Linked DNA regions of Homo sapiens: region 2 is linked to region 1. The links are chromatin contacts, found by Hi-C or POLR2A ChIA-PET in ENCODE. All regions are on one chromosome and are shown on one strand. Each heading gives the region's core, a stretch centred on a gene start or an enhancer-like site at or near the end of the contact. The rest is flanking DNA. Distances are from core to core; before and after follow the strand shown. Region 1 overlaps OXNAD1 (oxidoreductase NAD binding domain containing 1). Region 2 overlaps RFTN1 (raftlin, lipid raft linker 1).

What was found. Hi-C counts contacts between places; a loop is a spot of excess contacts on that map. ChIA-PET counts read pairs that join two places held with the same protein, here RNA polymerase II (POLR2A). Pooled maps may share reads with other maps.
Region 2: a map of prostate gland shows a loop between it and region 1 (2.2-fold over the local background). The contact joins two enhancer-like sites. A Hi-C loop is called at or near these places in 1 of 168 maps with a recorded cell type or tissue (prostate gland), 3 of 37 single-sample maps with no recorded cell type and 1 of 50 pooled maps. POLR2A ChIA-PET finds 5 or more read pairs at or near these places in 5 of 52 experiments (A673, OCI-LY7, activated CD4-positive, alpha-beta T cell and 1 more).

Annotation. Positions count from the first base shown.
Region 1 is chr3:16,287,847-16,294,180 of GRCh38, forward strand. The region is part of intron 5 of OXNAD1 (oxidoreductase NAD binding domain containing 1); the gene reads left to right. Among named protein-coding and RNA genes, the nearest start is that of OXNAD1, 26 kb to the left of the region's middle. Within about 2 kb of position 2,950, at least 7 of the 41 ENCODE cell types and tissues checked have a DNase peak (open chromatin) inside an H3K27ac peak, as active enhancers do; they include OCI-LY7, where a contact is called at or near this core.
Region 2 is chr3:16,407,923-16,414,256 of GRCh38, forward strand. RFTN1 (raftlin, lipid raft linker 1) reads right to left here. Exons shown (of 10, transcript NM_015150.2): 4 at 1,453-1,561. Among named protein-coding and RNA genes, the nearest start is that of RFTN1, 100 kb to the right of the region's middle. Within about 2 kb of position 3,725, at least 3 of the 41 ENCODE cell types and tissues checked have a DNase peak (open chromatin) inside an H3K27ac peak, as active enhancers do; they include OCI-LY7, where a contact is called at or near this core.

The DNA of each region.
Region 1 (6,334 bases), core at 1,700-4,199:
GATTGGTGTCATGTATACCATCCCAATGAATGGATTTGGCCATTTCACTGAATTTAGGCCTGGTTTTCGTATGTGCCTGTCAGACTTCTTCGGAGGTCGGACTTGGCGGGTAAGGATCACTGGCTGGTAGTGTGTGACGCTTTCCCTCCCAGGTGTTGATCAGCATTCATTCCAGGCCCCTGGGCCCTCCTCTTTCAACAAATTTTACCCTTACCATTGATTTATGGTTCTAGGGGTTGTGAGTTCCTTTTGATATTTGACCTTATGGTCACAGAATGGCCATTTTGCTGAGGTTGGCGGTGTCTGTCCCTTCCATGCTGTTGCTTGAATGGCTTTGTGCTCTAGGCTGTCTCAGACCATCAGCTTGGTAGTAACAGCCATGTGGTACTTTGGAGAAGAGGGCAAGGATTAGGGATAGGAAGTGAGGATGTGGCTGCCATGCAGTTTGTGTAGGTAGGATTATCAGACTGGAGAGCTGCTAGAAATCAAGGAGAGGGTTGCTGTTGGGCTTATCTTTGGGGTAAGAGATTGGGCCGTGATTCCACATCTCTGAATTTTTGACCAGTGGCTTCCTCTGACACCTACCAAACTCTGAGAATGAGGTTCCAGGCACAACTCTAACTAAATAAATGAATGTTGTCTGTGACTAGCTGGAGCTTTGGCCACAGATCCCCATGTAGACACCTTCAGCATAGATCAGATATAGGCCTCAAGGGGCTCTTTTTGCACTACACTGTATTCTTACTGGGCCTTGCAGAGAGGGCTGGTTCCTGTAGCAATAAACCAGTTCCAAGAACTGTAGCAATCCAATCCCGAGAGAAAGGCCAAAGGCAGAACCACCTCAAAACATCTCTCACATGAGCAGGGTTGAACTTCTTGGTTCATCTTACTAGTAGGCCTACCACTTGCTAGCTCCTTGGTGAGGCCTGCCCTTGACCAGAATTCCTCCTCCCTTGGGGTGGAAAGCTTGGCACTCACTCTTGGGTCTGGAGCATGCCACCACTGGTCCTCACACAGTGTGCAGCTGCCCTGAGTTTCTAGATTCACATTTGGCTGTGGTGCTCACTGCCTGCCTCTGGCATTGGTTATGCTACTGTGGGTAGCAGTGTATTGTCGCCTAGTGCCCTGGAGACTGCTCAGCTCACATGCTTGCTTTCTACCAGCCAGCTCTGTGATGTGGTCAGTTTCCTTATTTGTCTGGGCTTCAGTTCTCATATCTTCAAAGAGGGAGCAGTAGTATTCCTACGTTTTGGGATATTTAAAGTGTTTAGCATAATGCCTACTGTTAACTTCATTTGTTTGATTTTAGCTTTTGTTATTGCTAATAAGTATTTCATTCAGTTAGATCATATGTGCTGATAAGGCCCAGGGGACAGATTCCAATTCTTATCTCCTTGGTCAGTTTCCCTGCACTGAAGCTGTTGATTGGAAGAGTGGCAGGCCAGGCAGGAGTGGGGGCTTATCACCACCATGTCACCACTGATGCCCCAGTCAGTACTCAATCCACACTTGGCTGGGTATAGCTTGCCTCCTGAGGGGAAGTAAGGCCAAAGCATTTTCACAGAGTGGAGGGAATTCCTGGTCCTAGTGTGTCTGACTTTCTACAAGATAACATAAGTTTAGATGCTAGAAAGCAACTTTGAGCCCTGCTGAGAGAAAGAGGACACCAAGAAGAAACACTGGAGGAGCAAGATTAGAGAAATAAGACTTTATACCTACCCTTGAGCAGGGCTGCCACACTGTAGATAGATAATATCCTTGCAACCTACACAAGCATGTGTGGCAGCCCTGATTCTCACAGGACTGCACATAACATAGCACTGTATTCCTTGGCATCTTTTTCAAACTGTGTCCTCCCCCATTACTCATCTGGTAAGCATTGTGTGTCTTTTAAGACTGTTTAAAGGGCATCTCTTCTGTGAAGTCTTTCTTAATTCCTGTACTCCTGGTAGAATTGACTCCTCCTTCCTCTGCCTTGCCTCGCTACGCTAAGCAGATTTTATCATTGCCCATTTAATTGTATGTATTTGTTAATTTTCCTCCTCTTAGAGTGGGTTCATTGAGGGCAGCAACTAAGACATATGTGCATCTTTGTACCTCCAGCAAGTACCACAGTGCCTGTATATGGTAGGCAGGTGCTCTCTTAGATGTTTGCATTAAGTGAATGAGTGAGGGGCTCTGAGAACTGTAGGCAAGGACTAAAGAGTTCTGGGATCTCATAGTATAGCTGCTGTGTGCTTGGCACTGGGGCTCCCTTTGTGGACAGGACCTGGCTGCCTGGTGTGTCATGGTTGGATGTGGACATCCACTGCTTCACCGCGCACCTAGGCTCCTTCTGCATACACTCACTCATTGGGTATATAGTAAGGGCTTTAACTCATGGCTCCAAGAGTGCTCATCCTGCAAAGGACATTTTTAAAGGTGTGTGTTTAAGGTATAATTCTTTCTTGGACAGATGTTTTATGAAATATGTATTGTGCATATTTTCTTAAATCCATTCAGATGAAGTTTTTATGTAACTTAAATTCTTCTGTATTTTTTAATGAAGGAGTCCTTTTTTTCCAAAGGTAGCTTTCCAGAGTTACTAGAGAAGAGGGTTGGTTCCCTTTCATTCAACTGAGAGAATGGCCTTCATCAGCATTGAGCAGCAGAGGGCACTGTAGTTCAGGAGATGAAGCAGCAAAAGTAGCTTATTAATGTATTTATTTTTTAAACATGGAAATAATGGAGATTTTTGTATACCTCCTCTGTGATAGCATATAGCAACTGTGTTAACAAATGCTAACGATAGTCTTTTAAATTTTTATCTTGTCAGAAATGAAAAGAAAGTTAAAGTACTCATGGAAAAGAGTCAAGTGAAAATAGGTTAAAGTTGGCCAAAGACCTTTTCTGGAGCACTTCCAATCCAGAACTGGTTTTTAAACACTTATAATAAATGACTGGAAATGTAAGGCCATAGACTGCAGGAGAATATTTTTTTAAGGTCATAGATCAGATTAGAGAACATCTTTTGCTTTTCTTTTAGGCCTGTATGTAGGTAAGCAACTGGGGAAGGATGATACTTTTTGCTCTTGTGATGGCTGTGAAACACCTAGATTGGATGTTTATGTTTCCCAGATATGGGGATGAGAATTTTTTGTGGTTCTGTGTTCCAATACATTTTTCTTGGTATGTGACTAGGTTTATTGCATTTCCTAGAATCCTCACCAAAAAAGGGTTTCTGTGGCATAGAATTATTGAAAGCTTGAAACCCAGGAGTTCTAGACTACAGGATGTGGTTAGAAGAAAAGAAGGAAACGTTAAGACTTGTGTAACTCAGAGGCCATATCGGCCTATTAAGTCTGTCAAATACTAGTGGGAGAGTTTTTGTTGCTTTTCTTGACCCTTTTTTCATACTTTTTAAAACTTAAAAAGACTGTTATGTTGAGATATATTCATATAAAATTCAAACATTTAAAGTGTACAATTCAGAGGTTTTAGTATATTAACAGAGTTGTGCAGCTATCAGCACAATCACATTTAGAACATTTTTATCCCAGAAAGAAACTCTGTAATGATTCTTATTCATTCCCTATCCTCCTGCCCGGCTTAGATGACCACTAATCTATTTTGTCTCTATGGATTTGTCTCTTATAGACATTTTATACCAGCAGAATCATACAATACAGTGTGTGGTCTTTTTGTGATTGGCTTCTTTCACTTAACATGATTTCAGGGTTCATCTATGTTGTAGCCTGTATCAGTACTTCATTCCATTGTATGGATATGCCACATTTTGTTTATATCTTCATTAGCTGATGGACATTTACATTGTTTCCACTTTGGGGCTATTGTGAATAATGCTGCCATGAACATTCATGTACAAGTTTTTGAGTGAACATACAGTTTCACCTGTCTTAGGTCTAAACCTAGGCATGGAATTGTTGGGTCATATGCTAACTAACTAACATTTTCAGGCACTATTAAATTGTTTTCTAGAGTGGCTGTGCCATTTTACATTCCCACCAGCAATGTATAAATGTTCCAATTTCTCCAGACCCTAACACTATTGTTTGTCTCTTTGATTATAGCCATCCACGTGGGTGTGAACTGCCAGCTCATTATGATTTTGACTTACATTGCCCTAATGACTATTGATGTTGAACATCTCTTCATGTGCTTATTAGCCATTTATATGTCTTCTTTGAAGAAATATTAATTTAAAGTATTTTGTCAGTTTTTTATTTGGTTGTCTCTTTATTACTGAGTTGTAAGAGTTCTTTATATAATCTGAATACAAGAACCTTAATATTAATAGATATATTATTTAAAAATATTTTTCCCATTATGTAGATTGTCTTCTTAACTTTTTTTTTTTTTTTTTGAAATGGAGTCTCACTCTGTCGCCCAGGCTGGAGCGCAGTGGCACGATCTCGATTCAGTGCTACCTCTGCTCCTGGGTTCGAGTGATTCTCCTACCTCAGCCTCCCAAGTAGCTGGGACTACAGGTGCATCTGCCACCATGCCCAGCTAATTTTTTTATTTTTAGTAGATACGGGGTTTTACCATGTTGGCCAAGCTGGTCTCGAACTCCTGACCTCAGGTGATCCACCCACCTCGGCCTCCCAAAGTGCTGGGATTTGTATAGGCATGAGCCACTGTGCCTGGCCCTGACTTTCTTGATGATAACATTTGTAGCACAGAGTTTTAAATTTTGATGAAATCTGTTTCTCTATTTTTTTTCCAACCCTTTTGGTTTGGGGTCATATCTAAGAAGCCATTGCCATGAAGTCTTACTCCTGTGTTTTATTCTAAGAGTTTATAATTTTAGCTCTTACATTTAAGTTTCTGCTCTGTTTTGACTTAATTTTTGTATATGTTGTGAAATAGGGGTCCAAATTCATTCTTTGTATGTGGTTATTCAGTTCTCCCAGTGCCACTGTTGAGTAGACTGTTCTTTTGCCATTAAATTGCTTTGGCAGCCTTGTCTAAAATCAATTCACCATGAATTTAAGGCTTTATTTCTGGACATTCCGTTCTTTTCCATTGATCTACATGTCTGTCCTTATGTCAGTACAACAGCATTTTCATTACTGTAGCTTTGTAGTAACTTTTGAAATCAGGACCTGTGAGTCCTACAAATGTAAACTTCTTTTTCAAGATTGTTTTGATGATTATGGGTTCCTCAAATTTCCATATGAATTTTATGATCAACTTGTCAATTTCTACAATGAAAACACCTGGGGTTTTAGTAAGTATTGCATTGAATCTGTGGATCAATTTGAGGAGTATTGCCATCTTAGCAATATTTAAGTCTGCCATGCCATGAACATGGAATATGCTTCCATTTACTTAGATCTTTAATTTTTTTCCAATGGTGTTTTGTAGTTTTTACTGTGTAAGTCTTACACTTATTTTGTTAAATTTATTCCCAATTATTTTATTCTTTTTTATGCTATTATAAGTGTAATTGGTTTTCTAAATTTCACATTTGGATTGTTCGTTGCTAGTGTATAGAGATACAGTTGATTTTTGTCTGTTGATCTTGTATCCTGCAAACTTATTTGAATTTATTAGTTCTAATATCTTTTTAGTGAATACATTAGTATTTTCTATATATGACAGCATACCATCTGCAGCTTCCACCTCTGCAATCTGAATGCCTTTTATTTCATTTTCTTGTTTACTTACTTTGGCTAGAACCTCTAGGACAGTGTTGAGTTGGAGTGGTAAAAGTAGACATCCTTATCTTGTTTCTCTTAGGGGGGAAACTTTCAGCCTTTCACCATTAAGTAGGATGTTAGTTGTTCTGATCACGTTTTATTTCATTTTCTTGTTTACTCACTTTGGCTAGAACCTCTAGTACAATGTTGAGTTGGAGTGGTGAAAGTAGACATCCTAATCTTGTTTCTCTTAGGGGGGAAACTTTCAGCATTTCACCATTAAGTAGGATGTTAGCTATGGGTCTTTTGTAGGTGCCCTTTATCAGGTTGAGAAAGTTCCCAATTATTCCTAATTTGTTGAGTATTTTTGTTATGAAAAAGTGTTGGATTTTGTCAAATGTCTTTTCTTGACTATTGAGATGATCATGTGGGTTTTGTCATTTATTCTACTGAGTGGTGTATTACATTTATTTATTTTCAGATGTTAAACCAACCTTGTATTCCTGGAATTTTTGTACCTAAATTCAGAAGGGATACTGGTCTATAGTTTTCTTTCAATGTCTTTGTCTGGCTTTGGTATGAGGGTAATACTGGCCTCATAAAATGAGTCGAGAAGTGTTCTCTTCTGTTTTTGGAATAGATTTTGAAGGATTTGTATTAATTTTTAAATGTCTGATAGAACTTAACAGGAT
Region 2 (6,334 bases), core at 2,475-4,974, 120 kb after region 1:
CATGAGCGGCTACTCCCAGAGTCCCTGGAGCCTGAACACTCAATACATGTTGAAGGGAGGGTGGCAGCAAGGAAACAAATCTCCTTTAAAGGGACAGCCTAATCATTTTACTGTTATACAAAATTCCTCTCAACGGCTTCCCGCTGCCTTTACAGCCCTGTCCCAGCTGTCTCTGGCCCCTTCTCCCGACCCTCACTCTCCCTCTGACGTTCTTTTGATTCCCCTCACTCCCTCCTGCCTCAGGCCCTCATGTACACTGTTCCCTGTTTGGAGGGCTTCCCGACCTGTCCGAGCACAGCCGCATCCCCAAAGACACCCCGTCATCCTTCCCATCTCAGCTCCAAGTACCTTCCGGATCCCCTTGCTCCTCAGCCCCGGCCACTTCTGCTGGTAACACTCACTAGTTCGGCTGTTTTATTCTCTGTATCCCAGCATCTAGTACATTCCTGGCTCAAAGCTGACAGCTGACAATATTTATTAACAAATTCCCTAATTGGCTGATTGGACCTCAAATCACAATCACCTGTATGGGGTGGGGAATTGTCGATTACTAGGGAACACTGGGTAAGAGAGAACAAGATAAGCATCAAGCAGTGAACTCAGCCCCAGTTTGGGGCTAGGACATTCCTTCTGTAGTAAATATCATATTAAAACTCAAGTAGACCCTACAGTTAGGCACAAAACCTCATATGGTTCACTAGTTCGGCTGTTTTATTCTCTGTATCCCAACATCTAGTACTATTCCTGGCCCAAAGCTGACAGCTGACAATAATTATTAACAAATTCCCTAATTGGCTGATTGGACCTCAAATCACAATCACCTGTATGGGGTGGGGGAATTGTCGATTACTAGGGAACACTGGGTAAGAGAGAACAAGATAAGCATCAAGCAGTGAACTCAGCCCCAATTTGGGGCTAGGACATTCCTTCTGTAGTAAATGTCATATTAAAACTCAAGTAGACCCTACAGTTAGGCACAAAACCTCATATGGCATGAAGAAATATGAATTCCCTGCAACTACGCAGTTTTCCCTGGTATGTTCGAATGTGGGTGGCCCAGGACTCTGGCATGCTTCCACACTAGGAAGGGAAGGGGGCTTGCGGCAATGAAGACCCATAGATAAAAGGAAGGTGGGATCTGGGAAGTCACATTACCATGAGGGTTTGAAAGGAGTCCCGGCGCAGGCCTGCAGGTCTGTCAGCTGTTAACCCCACTCCAGCTGGAAAAGACAGGACCCGGGCTCCTGCATGCCTGGGGAGGAGGGGTTAGCCATCTTGTTCCAGAGTCAGCTCTGGAGGGGGCTGCTTCCCTGTGGGGCTGCCAAAGGTTTAGGTCACAGCTCTTGCATGGCCTCTTGAGTGTGGCTGATCTGTCCTAAGGCAGCTACCTGCCTGTTCACTCAGGGGAACACTCGCAAACCTCTTCAATGGTACCCTGACTGTAGCGCTCACCTTCTTAATGAACTCTGGGATGAGTTTCTGGTCTGTCGGGTGGTCTAAGGAGGAACAGCAATCTAATTCCAAGATGTAGCCTTCATTGTGAAGATCAGTTTTCTGAGATCTGAAGAGAAAGAAAAGCACACACAGAAACAGATTAATATCTTGCATAATTTGGAGACAGTCTCACTCTTGTCACCCAGGCTGGAGTGCAATGACGCGATCTCGGCTCACTGCAACCCCCACCTCCCGGGTTCAAGCAATTGTCCTGCCTCAGCCTCCCGAATAGCTGGGATTACAGGCACCCACTACCACACCCGGCTAATTTTTTTTTTTTTTTTTTGAGACGGAGTCTTGCTCTGTCGCCCAGGCTGGAGTGCAGTGGCGTGATCTCGGCTCACTGCAAGCTCCACCTTCCAGGTTCACGCCATTCTCCTGCCTCAGCCTCCCCAGTAGCTGGGACTACAGGCGCCCGCCACTGCGCCCAGCTAATTTTTTTGTATTTTTAGTAGAGATGGGGTTTCACCATGTTGGACAGGCTGGTCTGGAACTCCTGATCTCAGGTGATCCGCCCGCCTTGGCCTCCCAAAGTGCTGGGATTACAGACATGAGCCACTGTGCCCAGACGCAGAATATTTTTTTTTTTTTTTAAAAAGAATCATTGGGTCTTTAATGAAGCCCCAGATTCTTTCCCGAAAGTAACGTCAAAAAGGCACTGATGAAAAATGGTTTATGGAAACTACTCAAGTAATATATACATATCCACATCATAGTAAGACCTCTAAGATGTAGCATCATGTAAAACACATCATTATAGAATGATGGGTTTGGTACAATACAGCTTACATGTTATACACACACACACACACACACACACACACACACACACACACACACACAAACTCTCACTCCAGTAATGTCTATGTCCCATTGGTTTATATCCGCCAGGGCACAGAAAAAGAACAAGCAAGACATACACCAAACCAATAATAGCAGGTACCCCTGGGGAATGGGGAAGGCTTATGTGGATGGGGATGGGGATGGGTGGTGATGGTATGGGTGTGGGGGTGGTGATCAAAAGTGAATTTAGCCATAATCCCTAATTGTTTTCATTTTTAAATGAAAAGAATATATTCCTATATCACTTAGAAAATTAAAAATTAATTTTTAAAAGACTTTAAAAGGGTTCAACCCCTTTAGAGGGCAATCTGGCAAAATCTATGGAAATTAAAGATGCATTAAAGAAAGACTACTGAGCAACTAAAAGAAATTCTGGGAAAACAGCGTGGGTGTAAACGGCTGTCTGAGGTGAAGGCCTGTAGTCTTGCTGTCAAAGGAGAGGCTTCCTAGCGCACCCTGCCATCTCTGCACACAGGGGCTGCTTTCCAAAGCACCACCACATAGACATCCCTGTGATACAGCACAGTTCAAAACTGCACCCATTCAGGAGAGCCAGCAGCAAGTGGTCACCAGGAGGAAATTCCACCACTTCACAGCCATTCACAGGCAGGGCTCCTGTATGACACTAGAGTGGAAATCACGTGGGTGTCAGAAATTGAAGAGGATTCCTTGGCCCAGCCAGGCATAAGGCAACAAGAGTGGTACTGCAGCTAAAGGCTGGCAGAACGTGCTGTCTCTTCTAGGTGGCTGGTGGTATTGGGGAGTGGGAATTAGAGACCAAGGCTCCCAGCTCCTTGTCCAGGGCTCATGTACACAGCTAATCTGCACTGGTGGAGGAGGGAGCAGAGCCCTCCTGGCCCACTTATGAGGCTGTTCTACCAAAGAGGGGCCCCTGAAGTCCCTGTGAGAGCAGGACTGTCCAGAAAATGCATAAAGCAGGCACTTCCACACTGAACTCCTGAGATACATGCATCTCACCAGTTTCTAACTGTGTATTTGCTGCAACGTTTTAAATAAATTTCTAAGATTCTTATATAGCATTAAAAGCAATTTCTGCTACCATTAACCATCTGTGTATGATTCACCTTAAATTTAAAAGTGAAAAAAATGAAAGAGGATTTGGTTTTCCCCAGGTGTGCAACTGTGATTTGGTAAGCAAACTTCAATAGCTTATTTTTATTTTTCTTTCCAACATACCCTTCCAAGGGTAGGGTACTGTGGCGCATACATTCAAAATGTAAAACAATAAACTGATTTCAATCTGGAACAAACTAATCCCAAAAGAATAAACCAATTCTGAACCCTAACCTTTTTGCCTTAATACTTGGTCAGAGACTAGACTCATGTTCTCATTTCCTCCCCAAACAAAAGACATATTAAGAGGAACTAAGGCAGATGATTCCAGACCTTTGAAAAGAAGACTTGGTCAAGACACACTGTCATACGTACCATGTGAGGTCTCAAACAACAAAAATCAGGATGAGGGAGAGGGGGTTCTAAAATCTAAAATCCAGCTGTTCTGTTACATGGAAACAGGCTATATGAGGTTATTTAGAAATATCCATTGAGATTTCAAATGAATAGACTAAAAAACTATAATCATTTTAAATAAGTCAATGCTGTATCCATTAAGTACAACATTCACAGGATGAACAAAAGGAAGACAAGTTGGTCTGTAAGCAACTCACAGCCCAGATCGATTCTAGGGAATAATCTTTAGCATAGAATCTAATAAGTACCATCTCTGGTTCTGGAACAAGAAGTTCTATAACAAGAAAGGAAGCTCTGGTTCATTTCTTCAAATAATTAACTCAGTTACATCTGAACTGAAAGGGGCACAAAAGATCAAGAAAAATAGGCATTACAAATTTTTTAGATGAACCATGGAAAATTACATCTCAGCCTATGGTTTCTTGGAAAAGCAAATCTAATGCATATTGGGGGAATAGGTGAGCAAGTAATAGGCGTTCTCCTGCCTTTGGGAATTAGCTCCTCAATTTGAAATGAAAGGATTATTACACTGAAGAATGGCTGAAAGGGAGAGGAAGGGGGAAAAATCCCTAAACCCCTTGAGGACAGATGCTGGCTGCCCAGCCTTGAAGTCAGCACTCTGTGATGGTGCAGCTATGGCCTCACAGAGGAAGAGCTGAAGGCAGAAGGCACAGTCACACAGAAACTCTCTCCTTGCCACTAATCCTATGAAAAACAGCATTAAATCCACTAGCAAAGCCCTATAGAGCTGCCAGAGGGAGTTTCTGGGCTTCTCAGCACTGGAGGTGGGGAGTGAGGTGGTGGTGGGGAGACCATGGTTGCTGTGGCAAACACACTCTAAGATGACCCCCACAACAATCCCCACCTCCTGGTGTTCACACTTTTGTGCAATCCAGCCCTTTCAGTGGGGGCAGGGCCTGTGACTTGCACCTACTCAATAAAACATGGTAAAGGTGATGGATGTCACTCCTGTGATGGCATTATGTTATATGACTCCCTCTGAGCTAGAGAATCCCTTACTGGCTTTGAAGAAGAAAGCTTCAGGAAGAAGGAGAGAGCCACATGGCAAGAAATTGTGGGTAGTCCCTGGCCAACAGCTGCAAGAAAACAGAGATCCCAGTCCTACAACTACAAGGAGATGATTCCTGCCAACAAACTGAGGGAGGCTGGAAGTGGGGCTTTCCTCAGTTGAGCCTCTGATGAGACTGCAGCCTGAGCCAACACTGATATTACAGCCTGATAAAATTCTGAAGCAAAGAACCCTGATAAACTACAGAAACCATATGATAATAAATACGTACCATTTTGAACCATGAAATGTGTTATCATTTATTACAGAGCATAGAAAACTAATACCAAAAAAAGAAAACAGAAAACTAACACAGTTCCTGAGGAGGAAGACATGGCAGTTTCATGCTTAGAACAGGCCACCCACTGGTGACCAGGCCTAGGCCCAAACCCACAAAATCCAGCCAGACATCTGAAAGCAGCTCCATCAGGTGAGGAGTGTTCTGTGTCCCTGAGGGCAAGGACTATCCTGGGAGACAGAAGTGGACATGTCCTAGAAGTGACCTCCAGGGCTGTGGCCTGGTTGTCCAAGATACCACAGGACAAAGGAATAAATATTCCGCTATCAATCTAGTTTCTATGGAAGAAGCATTAACCTGAAACTCCCAGCTGAGCAGGCATTGCCACCTTCCTATGGGGTAGTGGAAATACCAGGTATGCTCCCCAAAGGGCCATGTCATTGTATCATCCTGGAAAAGAATATGGGAAACCACCAAACTTCCCCTGGACAGAAGTCCAGATGACTTCCACTTTTGGAAAGGACAGAGAGATCTGGTTTTAAACAGTAAGAAAAAGAAAACACAGAATGCATTTCTGGAGACGTACACAGGGTTAACTAACAGCAAAAGCCCCCCCAACCTACTTTATCTGGAAATTAACACTAAGCACTCTCCAATTAAATAAAGACACTCTGAGGAGAGCATGACTAATAATAAAATATGCTTCCCCATCACTCGCCATCCCCAACTTGGTATGATAATTCCAATAGATTTATTAGTTAGAGGCTACCGGTGTTAGAGCTAACTAGAGGCAGGTAATACACCAGCTGTGAGCCTTTGGGCAATTTACTTAAACTTTCTGTGCTTCAGTTTCTTTCACTAATGAATGGGATATTATACGGAGCTACCTCTTAACATTGCTGTAAGGATTAAATAGGACAAAAAGAAGCAAAGCCCTTAGCACAGAGGTACAACATCCAGGCTCAACAAATCCTACCTGCTACTGATCTGTTATTATCATCTATAATTGTGTTCTTACTTTTCCTTCCTAGCACTTTTCACAGTTCATTACTCATTCATTCATTAAATATGGACCACACTACTACTGTGTCAGGTACTATACTTTAGCATTCATCAATAGATAGAAGTGACAAAACCTCTGCCTTTGTGGAGCTAACAATCTAATAGGAGGAGAAAGACAATAAGCAATAGACATGCAT